Linked DNA regions of Mus musculus: region 1 is linked to region 2. The links are chromatin loops, found by intact Hi-C in ENCODE. Cell type or tissue: left cerebral cortex. All regions are shown on one strand. Each heading gives the region's core, and the rest is flanking DNA. Links, peaks and the distances in the headings are about the cores only. Region 1 overlaps Kcnh7 (potassium voltage-gated channel, subfamily H (eag-related), member 7). Region 2 overlaps Kcnh7 (potassium voltage-gated channel, subfamily H (eag-related), member 7).

The links. Peaks named below come from ENCODE experiments on the same cell type or tissue, not always from the same donor. Only the 100,000 strongest peaks of a DNase experiment are listed, where the experiment ranks them.
Region 1: a loop joins it to region 2, with 2.0 times the contacts of the local background. A loop is called at or near these places in 2 of 42 quality-filtered maps.

What each region holds. Positions count from the first base shown.
Region 1 is chr2:63,157,631-63,174,666 of GRCm38, forward strand. The region is part of intron 2 of Kcnh7 (potassium voltage-gated channel, subfamily H (eag-related), member 7); the gene reads right to left. Among named protein-coding and RNA genes, the nearest start is that of Gm34110, 18 kb to the right of the region's middle. In left cerebral cortex, for the core only: no CTCF peak of the experiment used is centred there; no DNase peak of the experiment used is centred there.
Region 2 is chr2:63,052,667-63,069,702 of GRCm38, forward strand. The region is part of intron 2 of Kcnh7 (potassium voltage-gated channel, subfamily H (eag-related), member 7); the gene reads right to left. Among named protein-coding and RNA genes, the nearest start is that of Gm52513, 93 kb to the left of the region's middle. In left cerebral cortex, for the core only: no CTCF peak of the experiment used is centred there; DNase peaks (open chromatin) are centred at 5,905 and 6,798; H3K27ac peaks cover 1,506 bases.

The DNA.
Region 1 (17,036 bases), core at 4,361-9,360, 100 kb after region 2:
TAGATAACCATGCATCAAAGTACTCTTAATGCTGTCCAACCTACTCTAGTTTACTAGACCCAATTGACTAGTGAATAATACAACTATATCCATACTATTCTGGGCACAAAGCCTGCGGAGCAGTCCAGTACATTGTAGCAATCTGTTGCAGCATCACAGATTATAGCTCGTATTCTGACCTGTCTTGAGTTGTTTGGTGTGAGCCAATGCCTTCCGTACTGATGGAGGTTCCACACCTCCCCTCATATAAGTCAGGAGACACAAAATCATTGTTATGATTTCCAAATAAACTCCTTTACGATTTTTTTCATGCCAAAACATGTATTTTCATTGCCAAGATACAAAATACAATACATAGCTGCTAATGACAGTATAACATGATTTGCCCTGAAAACTGTTTTTGGTAATCTAGTCAAGTGCACAGATTTCTCAAAGATTTTCTAATATAGTACTTTGGTAGCATGGAACCAGCTGCTTTATACCATGTCGGACATGTCTTTCCCTCTAATGATTCACCCTTACCTGGGTACTAAAGATGAATAAAGCAAGTCAGAAGTACCTATATCTTTCAATAAAATACAAATGAGACCCCAATCCAGAAATACCTTAACAGCACACACATACACTGAAACAAGCCAATGAAAACGGACACCTCAAAATGAAGGTAGGGGTAAGCAAAACTTCATACTTTCAAACCTCTGACAAAAAAAAAAATTCTTTCTTAGACAACAATATTAACAGGGCTGCTGGAACTGCCACTCCTCCTCCAACCTCATAAGCACAGGTGGGAGGGCATCAAGTTTGCAGGAGCGTGGTGTTTGGGATGAGGAGTACTCTCCAAGGAGTGTATTAACAAGTCACTTTCTAAAATGGTACCCAGGAAAACACAAACAGAGGCACAGGATCCAAGTGTGGTTGTAACGACAATGGATGGTCCTCATTTAAGCTTTTCTTCCACCCTGAGCATGAATTGTCTTCACAGCATAATTACTGATAATATTAGCTTTTCTTATGGACACAGGCACAGCGTTTCCTAAAACTAGGAGCTCATTACCCCAAAACCACCTGCATGGGCTCAAAAAAGCCCAATAAATCAAGTCCATCGACACAAACAAATCTGTATTCCAATTCATGTTTAATGCTTCTGTAGATGCTACATTAGGTATGGCTTCCTTAGAGTATTGCAGTGGAATATTATGGCAAATAGCAATACCTTGCTATTTTAATATACAGTACAAATAGCACTAGTTCTTCTCAAGAGATTTAAATCAATTTATAGATTCATATGCCTCCTGTGTTATACTCGAATAAAAAAGGTGTCAGAAAGGTTGTTTTAAAGCACATGCCGGTGCAAAAGAGATGTTCAATGAGGAAATCAAAAGCTATCTGATAGCCTCAGACTCGGGGAGGACTGATTTGAAATTCCATCCAGGTAGTCCTCATCTTTACAGAAAGGAAACTAAATCTTTATCGATTTTTGTAAGGATATTGCTTGTTTGAGAAAATGAACAAGATGAGAGAGCTTTCACTGTATAAGGAAGAAGACAGCACTGCCTTAGAAATTGGAAAATACAGAGCCAGGTTCAGGGACCTAGTGGCCTATGATAGGTTACCTTGGTCTCCACCTTTGTAAAACAAGGGTCAGTGCAAAGAAGGGGGTAATGAATGGAAAGAAGGATTATAGTGGAGGCAGACAATACATTACCTATTCAGTAGACTTTAGGGGCAGGTTTTTTTGTCCAAACACCACCAGCACACGTCCTAGCAGTCAGCAATTGATTCCAGCATTTTAATGTCTTAAAATACTGGTGAGTGTGGATTCCTTTGATGTCAACTTGATTGATAAACAAACTCTGAAATGATATCTGATGGATAATTCAGAGACCTTTCTGCCAAAGTATCTATGTCAAAAATTGGCAAGTCCTACATTACAGTGAAGCTCATTTATACCATCAGTAAATGGAATTCTATGAAGGCAATTGCAAACCTGCAGCATTACACTTCTACGTAAGGTTCCAGCTTGACCGAAGGGTGAAGATGAATTGATTGTTATTATCTTGTTTTCCAGGAGGTTTAATCTAGTTACTTTAGCAAACGGACAAGGTGGGGAAGGAAAAAAATAGGCTTCAAGTATTGGCTTCGACTTCTGAAAAAATAAATCTGCTGTGTGGAACAAAGGCCTGTTATCTAGAGAGCACTTTCATCTGTGTAGCTGTCAGGAGAGGGTTCTCACACGATGAGGGGGAATGAGTTTCAGGGCTTCTGCCTTTTTTCTAGAGACAATTAGGGTGTCCTGCTATCTTGTGTTCATCACTCTCCTCTCAGATCCAAATAGGACAGTAAACAGACCTAAGGAATAAACATTTTTCACACTAAACAATCCATCTGTATGGCACCACAGTGTCAAATTTCAATAACCCCCTTGAATTTACTCTTGCCAGAAACATCCCAACATGCTTTCTTTGAAATGGAGGAAGCTATAGTCTCTTTTGTTTTTCTGTATTATCCTTCCTTTCATTTCTGATAACCTTGAAGCTAATGTCTACCCTTTTTTTTTTTCTCTACAGCAGTGGTTCTCAACCTGTGGGTTGCTTTCCCTCTGGGATCATATATCTGTTTGCTTATATTTGATTCTTCATCTGCTTCTTTAGATCTGTTTTAATTTTGATTTTCCAGTACTTGCAGAGCTGATATGAACTATATCTTCATACTTTGTCAGTTAGTGTTTCACAGAGAAGGTAACTTCTTTAAGTAGTTTAAATAGCAAGATTACAAGTCCAGGTGAAGTGCTTACAATTAAAGGAGGGACTACATATCTTAACATCCAACCTATTCAAGCATACCAATTCAGGTCATAGTTGGAAGAATTAAGTTTCACAGTAAAACCAACAGTTTAAACTAGTGAAACTTATCCAAGCAGATAGATGTAATCAGAATGATAATGTCTTAAACATGAGACAAATGAACCTGGCAAGAAAGATACAATTCTCTGTTCACTCAGTGTTGGTGGCTTGTAGTAGCACAATCAGCACATAACTGAAGCTCTCACTGCCATGAATATGAACAAATACACCACCATCAAGAAGAGCCTTAGGAGGTGATGCAGTCGTGTGTGCACTTGGTTTCAGACGTGGTTTCAAGATAATCTTGAAATTACTAGAAGTAAAGTAATGAAAGTAAGAAACACACATTTGGAATAGTGTGAGATGTCAGAAAGCAAAGAAAGGGTCCAGGATGTCATGGAAGAAAACAAATGAGCATTGATGTCATCCTTAAAATTTAAAACACACACACACACACACACACACACACACACACACACACACACACACACACACTGTTAATTTTGCATGTTGAACATGTCTAATTGGTTCTAATCATTACAAATAGTTTTATGTGCCATATACATACACACACACACACACACACACACACACACACATATACATATTCTATGATTATTTGATAACATCAAGTTTAACTGTGTTTTTAATCATGTCTGTTTCTCTCCTCAAGGAATGTCAGCCATTCTGCATTTGAAGATGATGATGACCACAGAAGTAATGTGTGTGCATCTCCTGAAGTATATATCCAAATGGATCCAGAACCTCATCCCTCAGAAGTAACAATCTTACTTAGAAATTGGTTCTCCATTCCTAGTGATCTAGTTTTCTTCCTTCACTAATTATATTTTGCTTCAGTAGCACTCTTTTGATCTGCATCAAAGAAAAACTGACTTTCTTTAAACTGGTCATTTCTGCCCTTTCCTATAATATAATCTGGAAAACTGTAAGAAGAAAGCAATAGGAAGTACCCTAGCCTGAAGGGCTCATGTATTACTAAAGACCCATTTGCCACTTATGAATAAAAATCGAGCCCCTGAAAAATATGTCATTTACTAACCCAGAAAGAACTAAATACAGTTGGTTTAAATAGTTTTAAAAGAATGAATATTGGATTCAGGCTATGACTAACCATGGGTGCAAAGGATAAGAATGGGCACTAAACAGGTCATGGGTGTGAAGAACATTTGAGATGGCTCCTTGGAGGCTTTATTAAATTCCAAACTGGTACAAGGAAGAATAAACAAAACGACTTGTTGATCAGTAGGTGTACACTAAGTTTCTAAACCGAGGAAACAAATCCTGGTTGTTAGACCAGCATATTCTAATATCCTTTAACTTTAAAAAACAAGTAAAATAACAACAACAAAAGAAAATAAAACACAGACTGTCATGAAAGCTCAAAGCAGTAGCATACTGAATGAAAGCTAATTGTATCCTGCACGGAATTGAATTTTCCTTACTGGATTTCGTGTCATGATTGCATAATTAAAGATAGCCTGATTCTGCAAGCAAATGATGACTTTATTAAATTGAAGAGAAGTTTATCTTCTACAGTACAAAAATAAGTAACTGGTGAGTGAGTGTGTGTGTGTGTGTGTGTGTGTGTGTGTGTGTGTGAGTCCATCCCTAACATCTCATGATGCTCCCTTTATGACTGCTTGTACCTTCCACCCTAAAGATTAACCACGTTTTCTTTTGGTATCATAACAGCCTTGTTCTTCTTAATCTCAAGCTTCATATCATGGGAGCGCCATAGTATCAATTCTTGTTTTTTTACCACCTCACATAGCAACAGCTTTTGAGAAATGTTTGATATTTTTTTTGTGAGTGTTCCCTAATAACATTGAATTAACTTATTTTTGATAATGCCATAATAAATATCAGTAGTTTACTATTGTTCAATATTATTTGTACAATTTTACAGATTTATCATAATACATTTACCTATGATGTACTTTTTTCTGATTTACATACTTGGGTATAATGAAATCTGTGATGAACCTTTCATAAATGTTGTATTCATTCATTTTCCTTAGATGAATCTAAAAGAGGATTATAAGATATTTAACTTCATTGAAACACTAAATAGTTTCTTAAATAAACGACCCATTTTTCTAATGCGAAGGGTAACATTAAAGTGTCTCTAAGACTCCACAATCTCACTGAGATTTAGTTGTGTGTCAACTTTTTTTTTTCTAGTGGGTCTTGAATATCTTACTTTTTAAAAATATATACTTATTATTTTATGTGGGTGAGTGTTTTGGCTGTATATATGCTTGTATCCCTCTTGTGTGCCTAGTGCCTATGAAGGCCAGAAAAGAGCCATGGCTGTTAGCAACAATCCAGGTTACTGGGACTCAGGCCTCAGTCTTCTGAGAGAGCCACCAGTGCTCTACACTGCTAAGCCACCTCTTCAATTCCTTCTTTTGCTATGTTATAATTGTGTTTTTACTTTCATGTGCTTACTAGCTAAAATATATTGTTCTTTAAAAAAATCTCTAAATCTTTTATTTCTGTTGTTTATCTTTTCATTTCCAATTAGGGACATAAAATACTTAATATATTTATATATAACACTATATTATATATTAAAATGCTCACATAAAAACGATATAATTCCTTTGCTGATATATAAATGTATAAAATGTTTTCTCTCAGCTTGTCACTGTTTTTGTTGTTGTTGTTGTTGTTTGTTTTATTTCACTTTTTATTTGTGTTGGTAGGTAGTAAATAAAAGTGCCTTGTTGAGTTAGTACTCTACAATGGAGCAACAAAAAGATGCATCTAACCCTCAAGAGACTGGGGACTCCAAGGACTGGTAAGGTCTGGTGGCATGGGGAGGGGTGGAGAAGTTGGGACATCCTTGTGGAGACTGGGTGTGTAGGATATATGGGATGTGGAACAGTTAGAGGGTGGACCTTGAGAGAGTTAAAATCTGGAGTGTAAAAAAAAGATTAAATAAAATTTTAAAAAATTGAAATAAAGCCAATATATTTTGAGGTAAGAATTTACATTGTAGCCCACACTGGACTCAAATTCACAATCCATCTGTGTTTGCTTCCTGTGTAACATGCCATCCTGCATTCCATACCTAGCAAATTACTTTCTTTTTAAAATTTCATTCTTTTTTATTTTTGTTCAGCTGACTTAAAACTAGAATGCAGTTTACCTGAATGGTTTTAAGGAACTGTTTCTGAAATGCACAAATTTTCAAATTTGAACATGTCTAACTCTCTATTATTATTTTCATGTTTAGTAGTTGTAGGATTAAAGATAAAAAATCCTTATCTTTCAGAATTACAAAGAAGTTTTATACTCATCCAAGGAGTTTATAATTTTAGCTCCTCATGTTCAAATTTCAATTCAAATTAATACTTTATTTGCATAGTACAACACCATGCACCACGATCTAATATTTTCCCATATACGCCGTTGCAGAAATTATTGCAGAAATGACCAGTATTTCCTATTTAATTACTTTGATACTATCATCAAAAGTTAATTCGCTGTATTCCTGTGAATCTGATAATGTACTCTGTCCATTGGACAGATTATCCACATCATTACAGATATGACACCACCACAATTAGTAGAGCATTATAATAATTCTTACTATAGCAGCCCCATAAACTCTGCTCTTCTTTCTATTTCTAACTCAGATATTCCAAATTTGTTTATTTCCATGGAAATTTTTATACCTATGGAAATTTGAGTCTCCCATCACTTTGTCTAGGTTTAAAGATCAAGTTTGCAGAGCTGGACACCATTAAAATATTGGAACTTTCCTTTTGTGAATTTGGGCCAACTTCCCTTCTGTGTGTCTTGTCATTTGCTACTCTAAATTGATTAACAATTATTTTACTACTGAAATCATGCATATTTTGGTTTAATATATTCTACTGTTGTTACGTAAGAAGGTATTTCAAGTTTCTTGCTTTTAAATTTTTGTTAAAACTTTTAAAAGAATGGCATACAAAGTGATGATTCACACAAATTTCCAATAATAGGCAACATTGATCTCAGGAGCTTCGGGAAATACTCAGCAAAAAGCCTGACAACATTTATAAAAATAGTAAAAATCTTGGAGAGTGAATCAAGCCATAAAGAGTCTTTAAATGAACTAATAGAGCACGTTTTGTAGGTCACTGTGCCTATTCCCTTAAAGATTAGCATCGTGGAATTCAAGAAAGGTGAAGTTCAAGGAAATAAAGAGCACACTTTAATAAATGTTAATATATGATACAAATTTAATCCTTTATTGTAAAAATCAAATGTTTTTAAGGATTATATGTGAATGGCTTGCAGAATTTAAAGGTAGATGCTAATAGTAAGATTACCTCAGTGTAAAAATGTCTCATTTGAAGAAATAGCCAGAAGAGCTAATTTTGTTAACAGATAAAAATACTAAGATATTTAAGATTGAGAGATCAGCAATTGTATGTAAATTTAATTGGCTCATCAAAATAATAAATAATTTAAGAAATGTAAACCCACATAAGCCAAACCACTGTGGAGAAAGAACAGCAAATGTAACAGTTTACTGTAGTTTAATTTCTGTAAGGACCTCATGAGCATTAATATAATTACTTGCTTTTTGTTTGTTTGATTATTTTATTTTGTTTTCTGGGTTTTTGGCAACTCCTGTGTAGGTACATATAGTTTTTAAAGACTTCTAATTAAACTGATAATAGCAAAATTAAATACGTGTATTATTCATTCCTGCAATTGCCCAATGTCCTGTCTGTTGCTATTTGAAAATAATGGTAAATTCTCTTTTAATTATAAAATATTTTGGTAACATCTGGGTTTTCGTTTCTTTGCTTAAATCCTTAAGTAGGATAATATCTCTTAATGTCTCTGGACTAAAAAGTGAAGAATAAGGCAATGTAGAAGATCTCAGCCCATGAATTTCATGTGCTGCTCTTTTATGGTGCATTTTCAAAAGAGGATGCAAAATTAAAAATCATCTTGGCTGCAGGTGTGGCTATTGTTTTTTCAACCCCACTTTAGCTAATTAAAAAAGCAAACAATTTTGAGCTAAAAAAATGACAATCCACACAGTGCAATTCCCATATCCTAACATTATGAAAAAATTGCAATGTATTTAGTTTTTTGATCTTTTGATTTTTCTGTTTTGTTTATTATTTAACAAACATCGAGTCACAGACATTCCATAAATCATCAAAAAAAAAAAAAAATAGATGGGAGGAAGCGACAACTTCTCAGACATCCATTTATTTTCTTTACATTCTTTAGGTAACATTTCCAGTACATAAAATGTTCTCAACAACCAAGGCCAATTTCAAAGGAAAAGCCAGTGGAATCCAGAAGACAGGGCAAAATATTGATAACTATTGTAATTCACAGAGATTTGCTTTCTTTATTTTGGATTGTAACTGAAAGGTTAGATTTGTTTTTCACTACACTTGTCACGAAGATAATATTTCTGTTTGTCAATTGCTTTTTATGGACACTACAAAAACACAAATATAATTCTAGTTCAACCACCTTAGCTTACCATGCCTCTGAAAAGCAATTTCATTTGGTCTCATTTAGGTTTTTTGATGTCTCTACTTTCCTCTTGAAATTTGAAGAGATTTATTGCTATGTAAGCTCAGTACTTAAGCTCACTACTGTCTAATGCAAAGTATTAATTTGTTAATTCATGCATATTTGTGTTTCTTAGAAAGCAGGCAATTCTCTCCTGGCAGGCCACTAGCCTCAAATATCCAGAGAATGCCTCCTTCTACTCAAATTCCATCTTTCATAGAACAACATTTATACTCCAAGAACAATGTTATCACCAGGTTACAGTACTAATAATGAACAGAGTCAGGACCTGGTGAAGACCCCAAAGGAAAGAGAAGGTGGCATGTATACCATGCACAACCCACACTTTAATAGTCTGAGATAAAGATCCTTTGAAAGTCGAAGATATCCTTTAATGGAGTGTTGTAATTCAACAATGAAATCAATCTTTTTACCTTAAGTCTACTGCTGCTCTCCTGACTCACGATGGTTCACAGAATGGTTAAGGTTAATTCCCTTTACTAAGAACAGTCAACATCGTATTTATAGAGGGATTCATTTGCAGTCTTATTTCAAAGAGGTCAGCAGGTGCAATGCATTCTTTAGAGGAATTCTGACTCATTCCTTCAGATTGTTAGATACTGTCTTTGTCTACACAATAGCATTTTAGGCATTGCAAGAATGGGAGGCTACATTTTTTCAACTCATATTATTGGGAGACCTAAAAAATAAAATAAAATAAAATAAAATAAAATAAAATAAAATAAAATAAAATAAAAAAATAAAATAAAATAATGAAATTCAAAATAAGAATAGTGTACTTTTTTAACCTGCTAAGTGAAGCTAGATACATGTTGTGGTTAGAGTGTGTACATGCAATATGCTTATATCCATTCTGGGTTTCCTTCGTCTTCTGTTTTAACTATCAATAACTGCCCTTTTACTTCAAAAAGAATACTATTTGAAAACTTCGTTAAATAGTCACATTAGCTATGGTATTTGTATATTCTCATCTTCATATTTTTTTACAAATAGGTAGGTTCCAATTTTGTCTGCATTGTCGCTGTAAATGTGATTTGTCTTGCTTATCATGTATCCTGGATTAAGGAGGAATGAGCAGAGTGTTACAAAAATATCTCCAGGTTAAAGTCCCAGGGATAACATAGTTTAACAAAAATCATGCTAGTTTTATTTTTACTTACTGGAGTCATAATTATTTTTCATTTTTTTATTCAGTCACAGGTGAGATTACGCATTCCCTCTCGAATTTGATAGTGTTACATGAGTTTTTAACTTTATTCCTTTTCACATTGTATATGTTAACTCATACTGCACTCACTACGTGTCAAGAATTGTGATTTTATAAATACAAACATGAACATTTTGATAGTATCTATTACAGCCATGGTTCTTATTTTTCTGTTGATAGAGTTATGGATAATGAATTTCAGTGGTTGTAGAAAGTTCTTTTATGTACACATGCAAAAAAACCCAAAAAGACAAAAACAAAACAAAACAAAACAAAACAAAACAAAAACAAAAACAAGGGAAGGCATATGACTTAATAAATTGTAACAGGAAACTGGATGTTCTGTTCTTTCTTTGAAATTATTTTATTTATTTATTTATTGAGATTGCAGTATATGATTTATCCCTTCTGTTTTCTCAGTCCAAACCCTCCCATATACATGCCTGCTGATCTTTCAAAATCATGCTTCCTTCTTCATTATTTTTGTTACATTTCGGGTGTGTGTGTGAGTGTGAATTCTTAAATACATAAGTATAACACGTTCAATCTTTACAATGTTATTTGTGTGTACATTTTGTGGAATAGGTGGCAAAAGGGTTGTAAAAGACAAAGGATCAGGGAGTTTTCTCTGAGATTCTTTGTGTCTCTAAGAATGTCAGAAGACATATCCATAAACACTGACAAAATCTGAGCTAAACAAGAACAGCTACAGCAGATATGCTAACAAGAGGCCTTAACCCTTCTTTCCCAGGGGAGCACACCCAATTAGTTATCCAATACCAAATGGTCTGCATAGTTACCTTTCTTTATAACATCTAGGCAAGAAACTATCACTTTATGAAGGAAGTAAATGACCGATCAAGTTCTGAATGGGCTAAGAGAGTTAGCTTTCTGTTTTTAATTTGTTCGGTGATTTAAACAAATAGCATGTTGAAGCTGCTCTGTGTAAAGACCCCTCAGAGGATGGATATATATATAATCAGAGAGTCATAGTATACTTGTTATTAACCATTACTGTGAATGGGTAGTGGAATGACTTCTTTTCTTGTTCTTATTTGCACTAAAGTGTGGATGGATCTTATAACCTGCATAGCAAGAATTGTGTGTTTATAATTACATGTAAGTAAAGGCTAAAGTCTCCAAAATAAAATGTAAAAATCTCTGTATATTAATCAAGTTTCTCTATAGGATCATAACTTTGTATTCCTATAGTGTGTGTGTGTGTGTGTGTGTGTGTGTGTGTGTGTGTGTGTGTGTGTGTAGTTTACTGGCTGTGGTCTAGCAAGTCCAACAATATCTGTCTGCCAAAGTAAGTTTCAAGAATCTAGAGGTTGTCCAGTCTATGAGGCTGGGTATGTTAGGTGGTCATCAGTGTGCACTGGAATCCTGAAGAAGTCTCTAATGCCAGTGAAGAAATGGACTTGCTTGTGAAAATAAAGGAAGTAGGCAAATAGAGAGCATGTTTCTTCCTTCTTCAATGCCATATAATAGTATTATAGTGACTTCTAGAAGAAGGTTGAAGATGTAGCTTCACTCCTTTAAGATTTGGATTAGAATTGAGGCCTCAAACTCACTTTAAATGATTAATTTTGAAAAAGTAGCTAATAGCTGTGTTCATCCATTTGTGCTTTAGATAATTCCAGGTGCAGTTGGCAGTAGTGGTGTTGGTTGTAGGAGTAGTGGTAGAATAGATGTCAAGTTGACAACTATGAATAGCCACCACAGTCTGTGAATTCAGAAATTATTTACAATTTTCTGTTAAGAGACGATTTGTCCCCATGAGTATGGAGTGTGGCATGGCCCTGCATCTGCAAGAAAGGGCTCAGAGTGGACTGAGGTGTAGTAGGGACCTTCAGTTATAGGTTCTGAAAGAAGACAAAGGATGCTCAGATGGTGGTTGTTCCAGACAGTCTCCATAGCCTTGAGAAAGCAAGCTAATCTTCATGATTTCAATCCTTAAAATGGAAACTATAAAGTACCTACTTCTTCAGGTGTGGTAGAATTTTTTTAAAGGAAATATTTTAAAAGAGTAGTGTTAGGTCTAAAGGAAATCCCAATTCCCTGAACTCCAAAATATCCAGAAATGATGTCAACCTGGGCTGTAGGAGGATTTCTGACAGATAACAGCCAGCATCCCCCTAGAAACTTATGAACCTGGCTCCTATCTGCCAAAGGGAGTAGTAGTTCTTTTACTTCTGGAAGAAGGGACATTTGTCTGCCTGGGTTATGCATCAGCATATCAAAGCACATGCTCACCTCAGGGCTCCCTCTGTGTTACAAGTACCTGTTACCTATTTCAAAGTTCATGCTAGACTCTCAGCTTCTTACTCCTCCTGCTCTACCTTAAACCCCCTCTAGCTCTAGCTTGGGGGCTTCCCCTTTTCCCCAGGTACTCATTTTCCTTACAAGACTGCTATTCTGTTTTTCTCTATTCTTTGCTTCTGTTTTCTCACAGAAAACAGCTTTTCTCTATTGTTCTAGCTGCATTTATTCACCAGATTTCATTGTCATCTAACTGGTCAGTAAACCTACCCTTTCCAGTTCTTTCTGAACTCTGGCTGTCTGGTTCAACTCGGCTGGTAGGGCTCAAAACTCTTCTCCAAGATGACTGATTCAAACTGGGGTTCGTTTCTCTTTTCTTTTCATTGATTTGCTCTGCTTGTCCTCAAACTAACTCTGGAAATTTGTTCTAATCTTCTGGCTCCTTCTCATGCTCTGGCTCCTTCTATTTTCAACTGAGTCTAGCTCATTCAGTCTGTAACTTGTTTCTGTAAAATTGTCTTGATAAAAACTGCCTCTGAACTGAATTCAACTGAACTAAACTCCTCTACACTGACTGAACTCAGCTGACCAACCAGGAACTGAACAGAACTGCAAAAACTGCACAAACTCAACTGAACTGACTGACTCTGGACTGCCGTTAAATAGCCCTTTCCCCTCTGTCTGTTGGCATACCATATTTCTTACTCATTCTGTGAAATCTATCTCTGATTGATCACATTGTCTGCCACTCAATTAGAAATCACTTTGAAACATGGCTGCATCCTTTTACAAACTAACTTTGCCTTTATTGTTTAGAATTAAAGCTATGTACTAAGGGGGTTCGAATATTCCAGTCAGAGGGATTAAAGGTGTGTCATTCCAGCTGGATCACATAGACCTAAGTCTTTGGATGTGATCCCTGATCAGAGCATCCATGTTACTGGATTAAAATTCCTCTATACTGTATTCTCTGCTGTTCTTCCTTTCTTAGAAGCCCTGACCTTGTCCACTCTTCTGGCCATGTTCAGTCTACTTTTACCTGTGTTCTGGATTCTTCCAGATCTCTTTGACAGTTCTCTCCCTGTTATATAAAACAACAACAAAAAAAAACCCCTCATGCCATCGGTTTATACAAGTAGCAGCATATTTTAAAAAATAAATTACAATTATTATTAATATTATTAATAATATTATGTAATATCCTAAAACCATGTCTACTATATAGCTACCCTAAATTAGAAAACTACATATCAATTGGCAGAAATAATTTACCTTAATCTTCAAACTTTTTAACAAGATATTACTTTCTGTGAATGTAAATTTAGAAACTGATTTCTATCTGAAAAGATGAAATTCTCTTTTGTTGTTGTTGTTAAACTGAGTTGGGGAAGGATTATTTTTAGTTCAGAACCAATGGAATTAGAAACCAATGGAATCTTTAGTCATATTAATATGTCATTACTCTGAAAAATATATTTATTGAATTATTTTTGGAGTGATGAGTATATATAAGATCTGTGAAAAGAAAACGCAGTACCTGAAGTACCTTTCATTGTATTTCCAGGTATTCCATTATACAGAGAACACCATTTAAAAGATTGGGTTTCACTCTTCGTTCTTCACATTCAAAGTACATTTTATCAGGAATTCTTCAACTCTCACATAATAAGTGCTTATGTGATTACTTTGTCTATCATCTTACCCTTAAAATTGTCATTTCTGTAATACAGATGAAGCTCCCCAGACATTTACATTTATTTTCTAGCACAGAAAAAAAAAATCAAGATGGCATTATAAAACTCTTCCTTGGTGAAGATATTTAAAGCGGAAGCAGCATTGCTCACATTTTCAAAATTCCAAGATTAATAACAACTCTTTAATATGAAGTATTTGCCAAAAGGAAATTTATCATTAAAATTATTGGCATCTTCAAATGAGTCAGTAATTAAAATAAATGTTGTGTAACCCACATTGTACATGCATTGCAATGAATACATTTGAAATAATGAGTGTTGTTAGGTATGGAATTTCAGTAGGACACCTTCTGTTCACTCTAGATGCATGAAATGTGAAGAAAGGACTAATGTAGTTTTAGACTGTGAACTGAATAGAAGCTGGCTAATAGGACCATTGCATTTGAACATCATTAGTGACTTTTCTGTGGATGTCTTCTTTCAGGGAGCAAATTCTAAGAGGAGCAATCTGGGAAGGCATAAATCCTACTGAGCCTTGGATAAGTGACATTCATTATAGAGAACACCTGGAGGGAGGACTTGAGCATTGTGTCACAGCTCCTGAGATCCAACTGCCTGAGTTCTGCTTGTGTTGGTTAAGGAAGGGGGCTGAAAAGACAATAGTCTTTTCCTGTTGTCTTTACAGTGAGTTATGTAGGAATATGTAGATAAGGATGGTGGTTTGTCTAATATGGTGTTGTTCCTTTAGTTTGGGTTTTTCCTTACACATCACTGTGTAATTTGATTATTTGACATCATATATCACATGTGATACAATTTATTTTTTTTTTACCGTATTCATTTCCTGTAAGTTTACTGTACAGCCCAAACTTTTTGACTGAGCAAGACTACATTTATTTAAAAATCTATATTTTATGGAAAAAAACTCAATACTCAAAATTTTCATCATATATTATATGCACAACAATAAATACTGGAAGCAAATTAAGTTAAAGTTCAACATATATCACAGGAAAAATTGACAAAGGTCCATGAATTCTTTAATTTTTAAATGGTAAATTATTTAAATAACTGGTACTAATTTTTTAAAGTCTGAGACTTTAAAATCTCTTAGTAAATTACTAAAATAAAATGTAAACATGACTGGTAGTTTTTGAGAGAACGATTCTGGTGTGAAAATGGACATTTGCTAGCCAGCTCATTTAGCTATTCAGGAAGTTGTCATTACCACCTCTATATAACAATATTCAGCATCAATGTTCTGTAAGTAATAAAACTGATTGCTTCTGGTATTTTGGATATGTAAACATTTGAGTTTAAAATTTGATGATCAGATAAGATCAATTTTGACTGTTTTAACTAAAATTAAAAGGAAAGCCATATATTATTATTCACAAGAAATAACAGAAAATACATTCCCTTTTGGACGGTAAAATATAATAGAAGTACCAAACATGAACTCATCGTTTTAGATCCATATATTATTTTATCCAACAGTTATGCTTCTAGAAATTTGTGTATAAAGGAATACTCCACAGAAGCAAAATGAATGTATATTTTCTTAGCATGCCTTTACAATTGTACAAAGTTAGAATCCGTAAAATATTTCTTAAGTGTTTTGATAATGTCCTATGCTCTCTAATATAATATATATTGAATATCACAGTAATTTGTGTGTTGTGGTTATGGGGAAAATATGCAATCATTATAAAACATTTTGATTCGGCACACATTTTTAGGGAAGAAATCAAACTATCCATATAATGCTGTCCTGATCTTGTTTTAATAGAGACCATCTGCATATATGCACGCACAGGAGCATATTTGAAATGTAGATTACAGACAATATATGCCATCATTTATCAGTTAATATCTCTTAGTTTGATTGCTATAGATGTCTGATTCTATTTTCCACACGTGAGTCTGCATTTTCTATTTTGTTCATTTTTTACCAGTGGAATTAAATCATAGAGAGAAAGAGAAGGGGAGAGGAAAGGAGCCACAACAAGAGGGTGGTATATCGCTGCTGCTTGCTGAGGTGTTGACAGCCTCAGGCCTCAGTGCATGACTGGGGATGAGCTTTTGACACCACAAAGACTTTACAGTATTATTCCATTTGGTAAGATGTATAAAGGAAAAAAGATAAAAAGGAAAAAAAATGAAGAATTACCTGTTTGGAGAGACCAGCATAAGGATGTGCCTATTTCTCGTGAGGGAGTGACAGAAGAAAAAGAGCTCAGAACAATTACAAGGAAGATTTTATAGTTATTTTATCATGAGTAATTGGAGCAAATGCAGGGAAGGCTTAGATATAAGATGACATATGCATGTGGAAAATCACATGGACAAATTCTTATTGGTTAAGGATGTCAGCGTTTGGGACGCAATTGAGCTGCTCTGATCACTCAAATTTCTCATTCCAGGCTTATTATGAAAGGTAATTAGGTGCATATTTTTAGAGAATTCCAGGTAAATAAACCATAGCAAATTATCATTATATTACAACTATTATTAATTGTCTCAGCAGTAGAGGTTGTTTACATTTTTATTTCTCACATTTACCAAAAGGAGCAGCATATGGAATTGAAAGAGAGAATGGATGAATGAATTAATGAGACTTCCTGTAGAAGCAATTACTGAAGATGTTACAAATACTTTCATCGGCAAAAATATTTGTGCCTGAACTATTTTAAAGTCATTTTTCTACTTTTGTGCTATTTCTTCTAGTCTTCAACAAGTACTTCTATGAGTACTTTCAAAATGTTAGATGTTGAGTAGAGAAACTGCAGGTTAGAAACACATTACAAAAATCTTATTTCAAAATTATTGTAATAGAGATATGGAAAGGAATGTCAGGGGATGTGGGAAAGGTGCCTGGGGGGGATTTAAAGAACATCTTTAAAATGAGCTGAGATTGATGCTGTACAGAAGTTTCCTTAGAAACAGGAAAGTGTTAAGGGTGAAGGAAAGGGTGCTGAGAGTTATCCTTGGGCAAAAGAATTCAGTGGGCAGTAGGGAGGAATGCTAAGGGTCATTGAGGTGAAGAATGCAGATACAAGCAGTTACTGAGTATGACATGACTAAAGATGAAGGAAAGAGGAAGGGTTTCAAGCAAACAACAGACTGTACACTATAGCACACTCATCATTTCCTTTAAATAACTATGGTAGGTTTTGAGAATTTGCAATATCTTTCCAGAAGATAAAAACTTATTTCACGAGAAAGGGAAAAGAAGAGCATCCTAGCATATGGATTTTCTCCTTTGGTGGTACCTTACCAGACAAAAATATACCAAAATATAATTGGCATATAATTTCTAGTCAACAACTCAGAAAAGTCTAAGAATAAAAGGGAATAAATCTCATAATTATACAAGGATTATAGCCCTGCATTAGCTAGCCACATTCCATTGAATTTAAAAGTTCCAGGTAGAGATTACATTTGTCCAGTAAATCA
Region 2 (17,036 bases), core at 4,749-9,748:
CATAGATATTGTGGTTGCAAGCATTCCTTAAAGTTGGCCTCTACGTCTGTAACATTACAGCATAATCTTTGAGTCATTAAAGAAACAGGCTCCATAAATAATCATACAATATATTTCCTTGTCAAGGCTCTCCCAATTAATACACAAATATATTCACACCACAAGGTGAGATTCATATGTCCATAGCTGAATCGAATGCTGTTGTGGTGGAAGTGACAAGTGCTGAGGGGAACAACCATGCCAGGGAAATAACTTCTTCAAACCTGAGGCAGGAGAGTAAGACATTTACCCATCACAGCAAGGAGTTGGGGGAATTGAACCTTGAATACTTTCTATTCACATTGCAGTTTATTGTCGCATCATGCATCACTCTTCTGAAGCTTTGGGGGATGGTGGTTCTCATGAGTCGACAGCTGGACACAGACACTTCTGGTCCCCTTTCTGTGCAATCCTATCTGCTGGGGAGTTTCTATTTTGTAAAGATCCTGATTTAAAATACCTATTTCTGGTGGGCACAGGAAAGGGAAGAGACTGAAGTCAAGAAAGGGGAACTTCCATTTCTCCCCTGGCACATGATGACTCCAGAATTACACATGTAAAAATATAAATACTTGCACGGCTTCTCTATTTTAAAAACCCATTTGCTTTTTGGCTGTCACCATATTAGAAAATAAAGATGACTCCCAGGTTCTTATAGGCTAACAGAATCTGTTTCCTAGGGATTGTGTTAGAGGTTTAAAAACTGATGTTCTCAGTTTTTCCCCCCAACACTTTATCTGTTTCTCTTTTCTTTTCTTTTCTTTTCTTTTCTTTTCTTTTCTTTTCTTTTCTTTTCTTTTCTTTTCTTTTCTTTTCTTTTCTTTCCTTTCCCTTTCCTCTTTCTTTCTTTCTTTCTTTCTTTCTTTCTTTCTTTCTTTCTTTCTTTCTTTTTTCTGAGTCGTTCAAAGCTTATTTAATAAATTGACAAGTAATTGCTCTTTCAATGGTACTTAGTTTTTTTTTTTTTTTCTTTCCTGGATGAAAATGATACAACAAATCTGTTTTGGTATCTTAAGAAACAGTGAGTTCTGGTTTAATTAAATAGTCAAATAGTGATTGCTCATTTCCAGTGTCTGGGTTGTGCTTTTAAAAAGTTTTGATCTGTGTTTGCCCCTTTTGCTAAACAATTAGATAATAATTTAAAAATACATACATATTCTTATAAACTGTCTATCTATACCATATAAAATTATTTAATTCTTACAGACTAGCAACATTTATATTCAAACAAATCCAGTTATATTCTTTATCTAATTTATTTAACATTTTGTGATTGATATCTTTTATTACAGTTAAGCAGAAAATGAGAACACTGACAGGAGTAACAAGATTATCTAGCTGCTATTTTGGAAAAATAATGGAAAGCATTTTCTTCAAATATCTTAATCTTACAATGCCTCGTTATTCCCCCCAAAACCAGAAATTAAGCAAGTTGAAGTGAGGTTTGGAAGTCAGGTTCAGATGTCAGATCCAGATTCAAAATTTACGGAAACTTAATGGTCAAATTAATATTACTAATAGCATTAAACCATTTAAGCTATTTTTTACTGCATTTGGCTTTGTACACACATGTACGTGTGTATGTGTGTGTATGTGTAAGACAACCTCCCATGTAATTCCATACTAACATCAATCACTTTATTTTTGACACTGTGTCTCTCATTTGGCTCAGAACTGGCCATTGACATGGATTAGTAAAGAGCACAAGGGATTCTCCTGTTTGTCCTCTCAGCACTGGAGTGCAGGGGTTTAACAGCAAGTGTTGCTGTTTTACCTGGATGTTTGGAACTCAACTCAGGCGTCATGCATGCTTGGCACGCATTTTACCTAATGAGCTATCTCCCAAGAACCCAAGTTTTATCTTCCTGACAGTACTACAATGAAAAATAAAACTATTTCTGGAAGATCACTTCTTTCTTTTTTTTTAAAAAAAAATAAAGAACAGTGAAAATATGAAGCTACATGGAATATTAACAGTGTTTGGTATATCATCATTGTAATTAATGGTTGTTAGAAACACAGTATTCTCCTTGAAAATCAGATACTATTACACTTCTATTCACTTTCTTCCCCCTTTGTGCCAGAGTGCTGAAAAATTCAAACTATTATTAATAATCATAGTATGCATAGATTAGCCATGGTGCTAAAACAATTTGTACGATATAATTTTGTTCTGTCAGATTAATGACATACTATCAAATAGAGACATCTGGTTCCTACCTTGAATATCATGCTTTATCTCTACATGCAATCAATGAAATGTTGTCTCTCAGAGGAATATTACTCATCAGTTGTTTAAGTGGATTAAAATATTCTAAAATTAGTTGCAACAATTATGCAATGATAGTCTGTCAGAGAGTGCTCTGTAGATGTGATAGAAAGAACTCGACATGTGTTCCAATAGTTTAAGGAAAAGAAGTCACATCCCCAGCTACATTATTATTCATGAATTTCAAATAGCCTGTAATTCTCTTCCTTGCAACTTTGGTTCACTTGCAAACAGTGATCTCTGTGCCTGGAACATCCTCTTTCAACTTCTGATTCTCCCTGGATGGTTTCTATTTTCCCTGTAAAGTCTTAAAGTGTACCTCTTCTAGGGATTCCCCCTCAATCACCAATGCTCAGGGCGTAACCATTTGCACATTCTCTATTTGCCTTGTGTTCCTTAAGGAAACCAGCTTGGTTCATGTTTGGAAATAGAGGGGTCTCTCATTTTTCCTGGAATTCAGTAGGGTATCTGTGGCTGCTGACATAAAAAATGGCCACCCCTGAAGATATATGTAACATCTTACATACCATGCAGGTTGCATTTTTAAATTTAGAAATAAAGCTAAGGATTGGAGAGAGAGAAATATATTTTCATTTCAAAACAAAAATAAATTTCAAAAATGATATTATAGAGGTTGCTCAGAAAGCCATTGAGGAGCTGAGTTATCATTGGTGAGGGCATGATTGTTTTAATGGTGATTGCATCCTTAAAATAATTTTGATATTTGACTATGAACTGTAGCTTGAGATAAATATCAACAATAGTAGTAATAGAAAAGCATTCATTACAAAATGTTTTTATGCCTATTAACTCTGTGAATCATTATTATCTCTACTTTATGCATGAGACACCTGGCTTATAGTTAGTTTAATGGACCAGAAGAATGAAACATAAAGTTTCAACTCGACCAGCACGATGCCATGGCTGAGACGCAACTGCTCATTTTACTTCCCCAAAGTGACGAATTCATATGATATTAAGAATTTAAGCTTTTGTGCTAGAGCATAGGAATTTGAAATGTCAGAAAATGAATTGACTTGTTATAAATTTACATATATGTGTATGTAATACAAAAACACATATACATATACATATGTGTATGACTGTGGTTATCAGTATACAGTAAAATCTTAGATTTCAATAAAAGAGAAATGTCAAAATACACATTTATATTTAACATAGGCAACTTTAAGCATAATGCATAGTATCTAGGCGACAGTCACTCATTATTTTATGGATCCAGCAATGAAAATCTCATACTATTAAATGTCCAAAATTTGGCCTACACCACCGACTTTTCAACACAGCTCTTACAGTGACTAATCAACACATTATCACAAAAATAACAAAAGCCAGCTGAGTATTGACTTGATTATCTGCACTAGAATTTCTAACACTTCTAAGTTATCATGTATGACAGACAGTGCACAATCAAGTAATCAGTCTACCAACTGTTCAAACACTGCATGCTTGTTTTTTAGAAAAGAACAGAGAAAGAACAATAAAAAGTTTCTTATTAATGTGAAAAATAGTTTCAAAAATGTTGGATTATAGAAAATCTGAGACTTTGTTATTTGAATTTTAAAAGGGTTACAGCAAACACTATGATATCAGCTAATAACTGTAGGTGAAAATAGAATCATTACATATACTGGTGATACTTTATCAGAGCAAAAATATTATTTTAGTTTTCCTAATATATCTCCCTAGCCATAGAAATTATATTTGATGTTGACTAAATTACATGCTACTTTTTGTAATTCAGTTCCCTTAGAGAAATGTGCCTGTTTCCAGAATGGGCACATGTTGATACTTTTGAAAATTAAAAGAGACAAAATAATGGCAAAATATTAATCTTATGTCAATGAGAACAATAACGATAACAAAAGAGTCAACCTAGAATAGAAATCCAATTATTGAAATCTTAGAGGAAGACATTAGAGATATCACTTTTCTTTTCTCCAATGAGTTTAAACTGACTTGTCATATAACATTTTGTTGCATAGAAAATGCAGCCATTATGTTACAAGTTGTATACCTTAGTTCAAGATGAAGATAGTGGTCACTACTTATAGAGCAATATATTTGGAAGAATTATTTATTTGCAATATGTAATTTACATGTCTGCAGCCCAAAATAGTCAGGTTTCAGCTTTCCACATGCAGACCAGGGTAGCCATGTTCCTTAGCTCTTCTCAAACTGAATCCCTATGCTTTGAGCCTGAGCATTGGCCAACTGTCTCTCCACCAACACACTGGCTTATCTAGTGATTGAGGGGAAAATGGCTTTATGGTAACACAGAGGATGAAATGTGACCTGAAACATCTCTCTAGTATTTAACTCAAATTATTTATCAGTGTAGAGTTGGTAATGACCAGGAAGAAACTCATGCAATCTCAGGAAGGAGGTTTATATTTTGACAAAGTCTTTGCTATGACAGAAGTCAGAGAAACGATGTTAAAATAAATATTTAGCACTCTTAAAGGATTTGCAATATGAACGATCATATATTTTGTAATCATTTGAACTTAGAACCTAAAGCATTGAATGTGTACTCTGTACCACTGAGCTATATCCCCGGACTATATACCAAAATCGAGTTATATTAGGTATTATGTTATACTTACAAATTCCAAGCATGTATGTGTGTGTGTGTGTGTGTGCATATATATATATATATATATGCATATATATATATATATATATATATATATATATATATATATAATTATTTAGATCATCATACTAGGCTTGAGAAAAAGTGATGGCAAATATTTTATTACCAAAAACTAAAAACACAAAATGTATGTCAATGTTCTTGTGCTCAAGATGTGTATCTACTCAGGATCCCATGATGGCCCCTGCAAGCACATGTTTTACTCCAGAAAGCAGGAATGATCCATCCATGCAAGAGTAAGTATGAGTTTGCATATGCCAAGGCACTTTAAAAGTACCAGTTTGTGAAACTGAGGAATGTAATGCAATTATATTATTGGAGTCATGCTCACTATAGAATGTGTGCTTATGAGAAGACTAGAACTTTCTATAGTATTTGCCTCTTTAGAGGCAAATTGGTATAGCCAGATGAATTCAATCCATTTGCTTAACTCCTCACTAGGAAATTATGTATAGGAATTTTCATCCTGGTGTGTTTGCAATATTCTAAGTCGTGAAAATGTGACAAACTGGTCTATGGATATTGGTTCAATTAATGGCACTCATTGTCCCCTATAGGTTGATATAAGTGGACTGCTCTGTATTATGAATGACTGGCAAGTTTCAACTAAAAAAGTTTCAGATTTTAAATTAACCTCTAAACAACTAACAGCTCACAGAGAGAAGGATTCAGTAAATGTTGGTAATTAGCAATGCAGCCAGCAACATTGTTTTTTCTTATCAGTGAATCTAGAGATCCACACACACAGTCTCACACACACACACACACACACACACACACACACACACACATCTTAAAATGCATTAAAAATTAAGTTTAAACACTTTAAACCAACTGTTAACTGGTGCTTCCAGCTGGAACATTCATGATGCAATAAAATTAGAAAGTTGGAAAGAAAACACTGCACAGAAATGTACTTGATTTAAAAGTCAGACTTCACATTTCAAAGTTCCTGGTATTTCGGATGAGCTTCTGCTGTGCATGCCCACAGAGGTACACTTTCAAGTCACTGAAGAGTGCTCTGCCAAATGTAAAATCCTTTGTGCTCCATTTGCAGACAGGAGAACTTAGGGGGCTTTGCTGAGGACTGCCGTCTGCTGCAATTAGAATGGCTTAACCAACACAGGAAACCATTTCCAGATCCCCATCGAACCCAAAGAACCCTAGGAATGTAGAATTTTTATAAAAGTGCGAAAGTATATTTTCTTTAAAAGGATTTTAGCGATTAGGTGAATAAAGATAGTGGTGATGATCAAACATAGATATGATGATGATAATGGGGAAGATGACAGGGATGATGGTGATGGTGATGGTGATAGGGCTCATGCTTGTGATGATGGTGTTGACGATAGGATGGTGGTGGTGATGATAATTTGATGATGATGATTATGACAATAATAAGGAGGAGGAAGTTAGAAGCAATTCTTATGTACCCAATGGCTGCTATGTGCTTTGGGTGGAGGTTTTTATCCTCTATGGTATGCATGCTAATTATTCCCATCTTACAAATAAAAATACTATGTTAAATGGTCTGTCGAAGTGTTACCAAACCTAAGGCACAGTTAGGCGCTCATATATGCCTAAGTGTTTTTTCAAACTCTATCATCATTCCATTCGGCACAATTGAAGGTAGTCAAACTTCTCCAAAAATATATCACTACAGCTCTTGTCTATGTTACATATTTGCCCTCAAGGACCTCCACTCACAGGAAAGCCACGCCATCCGTTTGCAGCTGCCTGTGGGAGGGAAAGGGCTTGAGAATAATGCTGGCCTACATTAATTGTCTCTTGTCTTTAAAAGGGCAATAACCACAGTCAGAGGTTGGTCTGGTCATTTAAACCCACACTTTATTTTTTTGCAGTGTGTGTTACCGAGACCTTTAATGAGCACAGTTGGAGTGGGGAGCGTTCTATTTTGGAAAGCCAAGAACATCTCCAGTTTTGTGGTGTTCCCTCGCAGCACATCAGAATATGTGTTCACAGAGGCCTGAGGACAAAACTTAGGAGCATATCTTTTGACAGGCCATTTTCCCTTAAGAGGTTCACACTCAAATAAAGCCATCTTTGCATTTGAAATTCCCTAGAAGATCATGCAAATCTGTTTGGCTATGAAACACTGGATTTCATCCTCATTGTGTTTGTTTCATCGTGACCATAACCTCGAAGTTGTGCAGGGCTGAAGCTGATGTTCCTTTTAAACGTGAAAAAAGTCAGAACACAATTTATACATTTAAACAAGGTACAAAACAAATGGAATCCATAAGCTTTAAGAAAGAATCTATTCCCAAAATATCATTCTACTTAAAGGAGGGAATATCAAAAAGACTTTGCTACACACTGACTAAATACTACTTATTTCTAATGAATATGTAACTGAATAAAAATTTTAAATGTTTTTGAAGAAATCAGTTATTATAATGATGTATTTTATTTTATTGAATAAGCATTGATTAAATCTTTCTATAATACATAAGCAAAAGTGTATCTGTGAATAATAAAGCAATGGACAGCAATAAATACCATGGTCAAAGATATATGAGTGTTATATAAATAGGTAAACACCTCAGATACTATTATCAAATGAGTTCTCAAAGGAGGGAAGTTGGATGAATAGAGAGGAAGTAGGCATGTGACATCATTTTATACTGCTATCTTTTATGCTGCAGGTCCTCACCTACTATGTCTGGACAGGTTGATATTCCTGTGAGGTTTTAAATAACATGTGCATGCTCCCCATGCTCAGAGGCTCTTCACCAGTTTTCTCCATGCAGCGATGCGAGTTGAGACTTGCCCTTTTCTTTTCATCAAAACTGTCCACAAAAGTTACTTCTCAGCGGCTCACTTTCTCTCTTCCCTACTAAAAACTGCATTTTTCTGCCCACTTCTTCATATCCTTTGTACCTCCTATTTTTCTTAACTCATGTTGATTTCAAATGTATTATAGTACTTTCTTATTTATTCTATACATTGTCATCACCTTCATTTCATTCTGGACTCATTGGGCAGAGCCTTTGTTTCTCTTAACTGCTAGTTTGGCAGAGCCTACAGCATAGATTTGGAAAATCTGTGATATGCTTGAAAAGATTAGGACAAAGCATATACAAGTTAAGTTTATAGTTAAAACATTAAGAGAATTCAGATAACATCCCAAAGAAAGGGAGTTTGGATTTATTTGCCAGCCACCGTTCCAAACTAGAGAGTTTTAAATTTGGCATCCAGGGAATATGAGGCAGAAAACAGAAAGCAGAAAGGAAAAAATAAAAGACTATGGATCATGAACACACTGTGGACCACAGTGCTGAACTAACTGAAGCATGCAGGCCCAGGGGCAAAGGCAGGATAATTAGACTCCCCTTTAGGAGAACACCTCATCCTCTCCTTAACGACACAATCAAGGGAAGGAAAATGACAGGTAAGAATAAAGACAGAAGTAGAAATGTGGAAAGAATGAGCACCAATAAATGAAGACACCTTATCTCCTTGGTGTCTGGGCAGAAAACGGAAGGTGTTCAACAGAATGTGAAAAACAGTTGCTAGAAAGGATCAAATGGACTTTCTGAATACTGCAAGTTTGAATGCAAGAGAACAAATAAGTATCTACCCAAGATCATTAAAAGAAAAAACACAACAGAAGGATGAGTGAACCCAGAGAAATCAGAAGGTCAGGAAGGCAGGTAGAACAGCTGTTTGCAAGAAAAGTGAGACCATCTTTGTAACCAGAGCTGCCATGTGGTAGATACAGGACATGTGGTTGCACTTGTCATTACGAGAGCCACACAATTCAAAGGATCAAGTTCATGCTTTTGCTGAATTGAGGGGCAACAGTATGCTCATCCCTTAAGCTGCCTTAGCAACGTGACTCCAATTGTGGCTCAGGTTTTTGTAATCTATAGAATAGCAATGTGTGTGAGTACCTATTTCATATGCCCATGGATGACTAAATGTGGCTAATTTTGAATCTGGACAAAAATATGGTAGTTAAAAACTGAATACATTTCAGACAATATATCTAATGCATCTAAAACAGTACTTGGACCAGCATAAACACTACCTAATAATCTGATGGGTTTTCCTGATCCATATGCTCATTCTTGGCTCTTTTGGCCAGGCGCTGACGACCAAACTGTAGAGCCAATGGACAGCAAATTTTTCACCACCCACTTACAGAACTGAGACACAGTGCAGGTGACCATCTGTAATAGAAGTCTACCTAGGCAGGGGCTCTTCTCAGTTCCTGTAGGAGTCTGGGCACTCTCTGTACCTTTTTCTCATAGAACTAACTTTGAAGTCTTAAACTCAGAATTTAAGGTTTTCTACATCTTGTTCCCAAGTTTTGTTCCAAAAATCTCCTGCAGCCAGATTTATTTGAACTTCTTTCAACAGCCAAGGAAACAGGAGGTTTTTGTCTTACACGCTGTCTGTATCACAATACCTTTCCCCATCCTACCAATCACCAGTCCCTTCTGTTACTGCCCCACACAAGCAATTTCTAAGTACTCATCTGTCTTCCAAGTGCCAACAAGCATCTTTCCACTTCGAATGTTCCTTGAAATTAAATTTTGTAACTTGAAGTCTATTTAATATGTACCTTGAATCCCCAAACATGCACAGGGCTAATGTAATAAATGATACAGATAGGTTAGTAGGAATGGATACTAAAAGGCATGTGTTCTGCAAATCCATGATCATCAACAAAGAGATAATAAGGGGAAGAGAATTAAAGAAAAAAACTATACATTACTTTCTAAAAGTGACAGTGAAAGGCTTGTCAATCATATGAGCAGAAAAGCTCAAAGGTTAAAATAGCTTTTAACTGTAGTTTTGTGAAATAAATCAAACATATAAAATTTCCCCCCAAAGAATCAAAAAGGACTTTGAGATCGCCTTGCTTAGAATTGGGCTTTCAAACCCTTTACCTATCCTAGACAAGTAAGATGAATATTGGGACAGCCATAGTAATTTAAACATAAACATCCATGTATGATAAAATTAGAATGACTTAGTTTTACATTTTTAGCAAGTTTCTGAATAAGTAACATTGTGCTGTAGCATTGCATAATGAATCACTTAAACACTCTCCTCATATATGCACAAACACATACAAGTGCATGAACACACACACACACTTCTTTCAGGAAGTGTAACTAATTAGCACTATTGTACATCAATTTTGGCAGAAAACATCCATCTACTGTAATGTTCTGTTAGAACAAGAATCTGTTTCTCAAAAGCCTATGTAGAAGGTAGGATCAAAATGTGCAGTGAGGAAAGCTCATGCGTGGTGTACACTGTAGGATGCAGGTAGGCAGCAGGGATGCTGGCTCAGTTTGAGAGATTCCCAGAGGAGTGCCTGTAGCTAAGCTTTAGTGACTTTTTGTTACCCACGAATGTGCAATGCAACAACATCTTCCAAGAGATGAGGAGGAACTGTAAATCCTTGCCTTTTAATGTCACGTATAAATTTTAAAGTTTAACCAACATTCATATAATATCATCAGTTAAACATTTGGTATGGCCTGAAAACTACCTGTCCCCCCAGGCCCCCAGCCCTTGGATACATGTGAATACCCTCTTCAGTGTAACTTCCATTCAATCACTACAGAGGTGTGAAAAAAAAAAGTCACCTATAAGACATGGAAAATAACCATGGCTATTTTTATAGTACAGATATATATGGCTGAATAAAATTTTTATTAAAACAAATGAAAGAAGGCTCTAGGGTGATAAGCTGGAGCCATGAGACAAGGGATAGATAGTCTAAGGAAGATGTAGATATTTTTGGCCATGTTTTATTTAGCGCATGCCCTCTGGGCTGAATATATTCCTAGCACAATAATCTCAATGTCATCGCAGGGCCTTCATGTCAGCAGAGACTTTGAAAGGTACTGTATTTTTAGAACTCTTTCATGAAGGCTCCTATTGCCACCATTAATCTATTAGCCTCTAGATTTTCCAGGAAGGCTATTGAAAATATACTGTAAGCAGTAACACCTCAATAGACTATCAGTGCGAGAAAGGGCTGGCTCTTTTGGAACTGGTGATGTTCTTTATTTCCATGCCTTGTCTATGAAATCCTAGGAACTTGTATGTGTTGAATGAATGCACCACCAGCGAGTGGGAGGCTCAGTGAGCAGCATAGTGGTAGAAAATTTGCCTAGAGGCATGAGTTTGGTTCTTAGCAAGTCAAAATAAAATAAAACAAGAAGGAAGCAGACATATATTTAAAAGACTTTCTTAATAAACAACTAAACTAAACTAACCTACACTAAAGCTACAAAATCATGGCCTACTTCCACCTACATCCAGCATTTCATGTAATTTGAATTGTAAGTATATAGTTTTAACTATTTTGTGTTTATGCAACAGCACATGATATTTTACTGATGCCTCAAATTCATCTTTCTCCATTGACAGCACAGCTCCAAAGTGAGAAAGGGCGAAATTGTCAACTTAGAAGTTAGACAGCTGGAGTAAGTTTTGAATACTTCATAGAGCAAACGTTTCCTTGTTTCTATAAAAGGAAGATCTTACCGCAGATACCTCAGTTCTTAACAGTGAAGCAGGTTTACAATAGCTATTACCTTCAAAAGAAAACGGAAGAAAAATGGGAGAGGCTAAAACAGACAAGCCAAAAAAAAAAAAAAAATGGTAAAAGCAATAAATATGAATAACTCAGAAAGAGTCAAGAGCTCCAGGCGATAAAAGGTGAGGAGCTTCCCAGGCCCCCCTTCCCACCTGCTTTCATCCCAGCTATCTCTGTTGCACATTTAGGACGTTACATTTTCTCTTCAAAGCTTCACACTGGGGAACCCATGCTTTGATCAATGTGTGCTTTGCTCTGCTGTGCAAGAGTCTTCAGAAGACATTTTAAATGCTTTAGTTTTGTCTAGAATATGGCTCTTCCCACCACATTTTATAGCCTGCAGAATTTAAGACACCAACTGCACAATTTTAACATCAGCTGAACAAAAGCAGATTTTTTTTTTAAGACAGAAAACAATGCTTCGGTATTGTTTCCTCAAAAGACCTAAGTGCACCTGTTGGTGTTCTCTGTGAGAACTGCTCATGCTATGTTACCAATATTCTCTATAGCCCATCTCTCCCCCAGTGGGGAAAAAAAGCCAGTTTCTGGTATCCCCAAGGAAATTCTGAGCCTCTTCTGCAACCAGCCACTTAATCTCTCCTCTAGCTTGTTATAAACAGGGAGTTGTCTCCCTGCTGTGCAAGGGAAGAGTGGTTGAGGTAAATTATTAATCTAAACTGACAATGGCTTAAACTCTGTGGGATTTTGGTACAGGCGTCCCTTAAGCATTCTTTAAATAAAGCACGATGAAATGATAAATAGTTTAGTTTCAAAGTGTTCTTGAAACAAGTTCATTTGTATTTTCTCTATCCCAGGATCTTAAAAAGAAAGATGTATTTATTTTTATTTTGTATGTGTGGGTATTTTACCTGCTTGTATGTCTTTTTAACAAGGGTGCAGTGCCCACAAAAGCCAGAGCTGAGCGTCTTGTCTGCTGGAGTGGGAGTTACATAGTTATTGGTTGTGGGCCCTGGAAAGTGAACTTGGATCCTCTGGAAGAGCAACAAGTGCTCTTAACTGGAAAACTATTTCTCCAGTCCTGATTTCAGCATTTTCTTTTTTCTTTTTTTCTTTTCTTTTATTTATTTATTTATTTTATTTACATTTCAAATGTTAACCCCTTTCCAGGTCTCCCCTCTGGAAGCCCCTACCCCATTCATCCTCCCCCTGCCTCTATGAGTGTACTCCACCTCCCCCAACCCATTCCTGCCTTCTCACCCTATACTGGGGCATCAAAACCCCTCAGGCCCAAGGGCCACTCCTCCCACTAATGTCCAACAAGGCTATCCTCTTCCACATATGCGGCTGGAGCCATGGGTATTCTATGTACACTATTTGGTTGGTGGTCCAGTTCCCGGGAGCTCTGAGTGGTCTGACCTGTTGACATTGTTGCTCTAACCATAGGACTGCAAACCCCCTCAACCTCTTTAGTCCCTTCTCCAACTCCTCCATTGGGGACGCCATGCTCAGCGCTCAGTCTAGTGGTTGGCTGTGAGCATCCATGGCTGTAATTGTCAGGCTCTAGCAGAGCCTCTCAGGAGACAGTCATATCAGGTTCCTGTCAGCAAGCATTTCCTAGCATCTGCAATAGTGTCCTGAGTTTGACAACTACATATGGAGTGAATCCCCAGGTGGGGCATTCTCTGGATGGCCTTTTCTCCAGTCTCTGCTCCACACTTTGTCTTCATATTTGCTCTCATGAGTATTTTGTTACCCCTTCTAAGAAGGACTGAAGTATCCACACTTTGGTCTTCCTTCTTCCTGAGCTTCATATGGTCTGTGAATTGTACGTTGGGTATTCCAAGATTCGGGGCTAATATCGACTTACCAGTGAGTGCATATCATGTCTGTTCTTTTGTGTTTGGGTTACTTCACTCAGGATGATATTTTCCAGTTCTATCCATTTGCCTGCAAATTTCATGAAGTCATTGTTTTTAATAACTGAGTAGTACTCCACTGTGTAAATGTACCACATTTTCTGTATCCATTCCTTTGTTGGGGGACATTGTAGGCCTGGCCTAAATGAAATATATGTAAAAAAAATCTTGGCAATAGTAAGAGATCTCTGAATGGCCAATGATGGAATTTCATTCAAAGTCAAGAGCATAATAAATGAGATATTTCTGACAGTGCTTGCTTGACAGGCACCCTGCACCTCCAGTGTAGCCTTGGTTCTGAACACATCACCACTGAGAACAGTGTTGAACCATGCAGTGCCAATAAGGACTGCTCTTCCTCTCAGCTCAGACTTCCGCCCCTTACAGGAATGACGTGAATGGTTTTTGCCTGACATCCAGAGTTTCCTGCTTTTACAAAAGATGATTGTTTAATTTTTGGAAGACAGTGCTTTAATAGTTAGTTTTCAAGGCCACTCCTCTGTATGTACTTATCAAACTGAATTTCATTGTTACAATAGTTAAGATGAAACTTTCTTTGTCAGTTGCTGACTTGAGTTTCATATTGAAAAGTATTAAAATAACTTTGGCTTGTGACGGGGGGAACAATTTCTAAATGACTGTTAACATACTGCTGCTATTTTATACCACCTATATGGCAGTATTGATGAATACTGATCAATTATTTTAAAAGTCTAGTGGTCATCCACTACATTCTGGGGTGTACAATATTCAGATATTACTAAATTCTTTATGTAAAAATGAATAAGAACATCTATCTTATTAGTAAGCATATTTGACCTTGTTTTTAATGAGTGGTTGAAGTATGTGCATACCAAAAACTGTTTGAAAATAAATGTATTTGTAATTTACAATTTCATTTGCACATTCTTTTTATACACCTTTATTTTCAGGTTCACCTAACTTTTCTGAGTTCTAAAGAGGTGGCAAGTGTTAAAATTTGAGGAAGCCATGTTCTACAAGACATGTACTATTATTTTATAAGCAAATGCCCAAGGCTTGCCATGCTAGCAAATATTTTGCTGTTGGCTTTCAAACATATAATTTATATGGCCAATTTCAAAGGATAAAGGTGAGTTTAGCTTTAATACTGTGAGTGCCATTTGTCCCAGTGGCTCACTGAGTTTGTTGGACCAGGCAAAGTTACCCTTACTTGATTTAAATGAAGAGGAGAAGAATGCACATGAGATTGTGGTGTCGGCCAAGGACTGTAGTTGCAAGATGTATGTACCTGGCTATAATCATTCTTGATTTCAGTCATGTAGAGGACAAGATGTGTTCAGACTTGAAACAACTGCTTCAGAATGTTGGAATGGCAGTTTTTCATGCGTGGAGACAGAAGTCATAGGTAAAGCATTCAATGTGAGAGAGGAAACACGTGAAAGTGCCTGTTTCAGCTATTGAGATGGAGAGTGACTAAAAGGTGAATTTGGAGACAAGGAAGTGCTAAGAAAATTGCTGTCTGAGCCTGAAAGTATCTGTCAAGCAGAGGGCACATCTTGTGGCTGGCAGTTGTGAGCAAAATTCATAGTGGTTTGATCTGTAACTTCACTGAAGACTCTCTTCCTCTTTACAGAAACATCCCAAGGTAAAAAAAAAAAAAGCTCAATGAAAGTGAGTTAGGAAGAAACTTAATAACCACATATGAAGAGTTCCAGAAAAATAACTCCCCTTAGCTTACTGACTACTAACTATGCCAATTATATAGATTACTGAAAGCAGCTAAAAATGAAAAAGCTGGAGTATTTGAAAAGTTGACATGGTTTATAATCATGCTTTAATTCTGCATGCTTACTGATTTGATGAAAAGAATAATACACTTAGTTTTTCAAATGACAATGAAATAGAGAAGTACTGCTAAAATGTAAGGGATGTGTCCATAGTATGATACAATGTACAACATTCATAACCAGAGGATAGCTGTTCATTAGCCAGCAACCCACTCATTGCTGAAGATGAGAGTTTATTTGAGCTTTGAGTCTTAGGTCACACCAGCAGGGATTTGCCTGGGATCCGCAGCTCTGGCATCCCCTGCATAGGCATAAGACAATGATGTCATCCCAGAAGTGTTTTCTTTTATTCCCCTTACCAAACCTTATAGAGCAATGGCCATTGAAACTCATAAAAGAAAGCTGGTCTAACCTAGTGAAAAGAATACGATGTAAATCAACAACTAGCGAATGTGATGATAAAGACTATGGCATAAAGGGCAGGGGGGCAAGGAAGATGACCCTGTAAGCCAGAAGTCAGGAAATAGGACTCCTGACATCTGAAATGTTTCCTGAAGACTCTCAAAGAAGTGGCCGAATCAACAGACTAGGGCTTTTTTGGAAATGTCTATATGGATCTGTGAAGTGATTCTTATAACACAGGAGGGCTAGTATGCTTTTTCTGTGATGGGACAGATAGTAATCATTTTAGGCATTATAATCCACAGAGTTCCTGTTATGAAAATCAGCCCAGCCATGATAGAGTGACAGTAACTCCAGAGAAGATGTATATCAATATGGACTGCTATGCTCCCATGATGTTTTCTATGGACATTGTATTCTGAAGTCTACATATTTACTCAATCCAAAATGGCATTAAAAATGATTTGTTTTAAAATGTTTATACCTAGCTTGTGTTTGTGAACTATTATAGAGTCAATGAAGGACATTTGACCAATGGATGAGAATTTGCCGACCCTTACCTTAAACCTGTAAGTTAGATGAGGTGTGTTTGGAAATGCCATGGTAATTGTAAACAAAGCCATAATGACGAAAGTTTTAAATTCATTGTAATACATAGTGCAGATGTCCAGTATATTGCTTTATTTTCCCTTCAACCCCATGTACACTACTGGTGTGCAGATTACATGGCACATGGCTCTATTATTGTCTGTATTCTTGGATTAGCGAGAACTACAGCCTCAGTGGGTGGAAAGTGGATGAATATTCCTATGCTTCTTATTCTGTTTGGGATATATTATTTCATTTGGTTAATGGAATGCTGGTGGCAGAGATAAAAGCTGATACTTGAACCAAGCTTCAATGTTTATAGTGAGTTCTTTCATTTGAACATTGCTGTGAGACTCTGATGGGTATGTGTGAGTGAAAGAGCTACACAAGGACATTGCAGGAAGCCTATGCATGTGGAAAACTTGCTACAGATCCACAGACCAACCTTGCAAATCTAAAAGTAAGCTTTATGTGTGATATTGGCCAAGCTCAGCTAATCCACGCATTTCTTTGATATAAATGGATGATTCTACAAACATTGGGGTTCAGTTTTGTATATGCTTATTGTATGGCATTCCCACAACCAAACACAACTGATACATTAGGGTAGGTATTTTTCTTGATGTACTACAAGGAGCTAAACTTAGCCATGTTCTGAAATTAATTGGAGAGGAGAAAAAACATTTCTATTCTTTAATTCTGAAGAACTCTTTAAAAGAAATTTATTGAAACCAGAAATGTGGATTGTCCTAATCTGCACAACTAATCACAGGAATGTCAAAGAAGAGAATTTCTTGTCTCTAATTGAACATTTAAATCAAAAGTCACATAG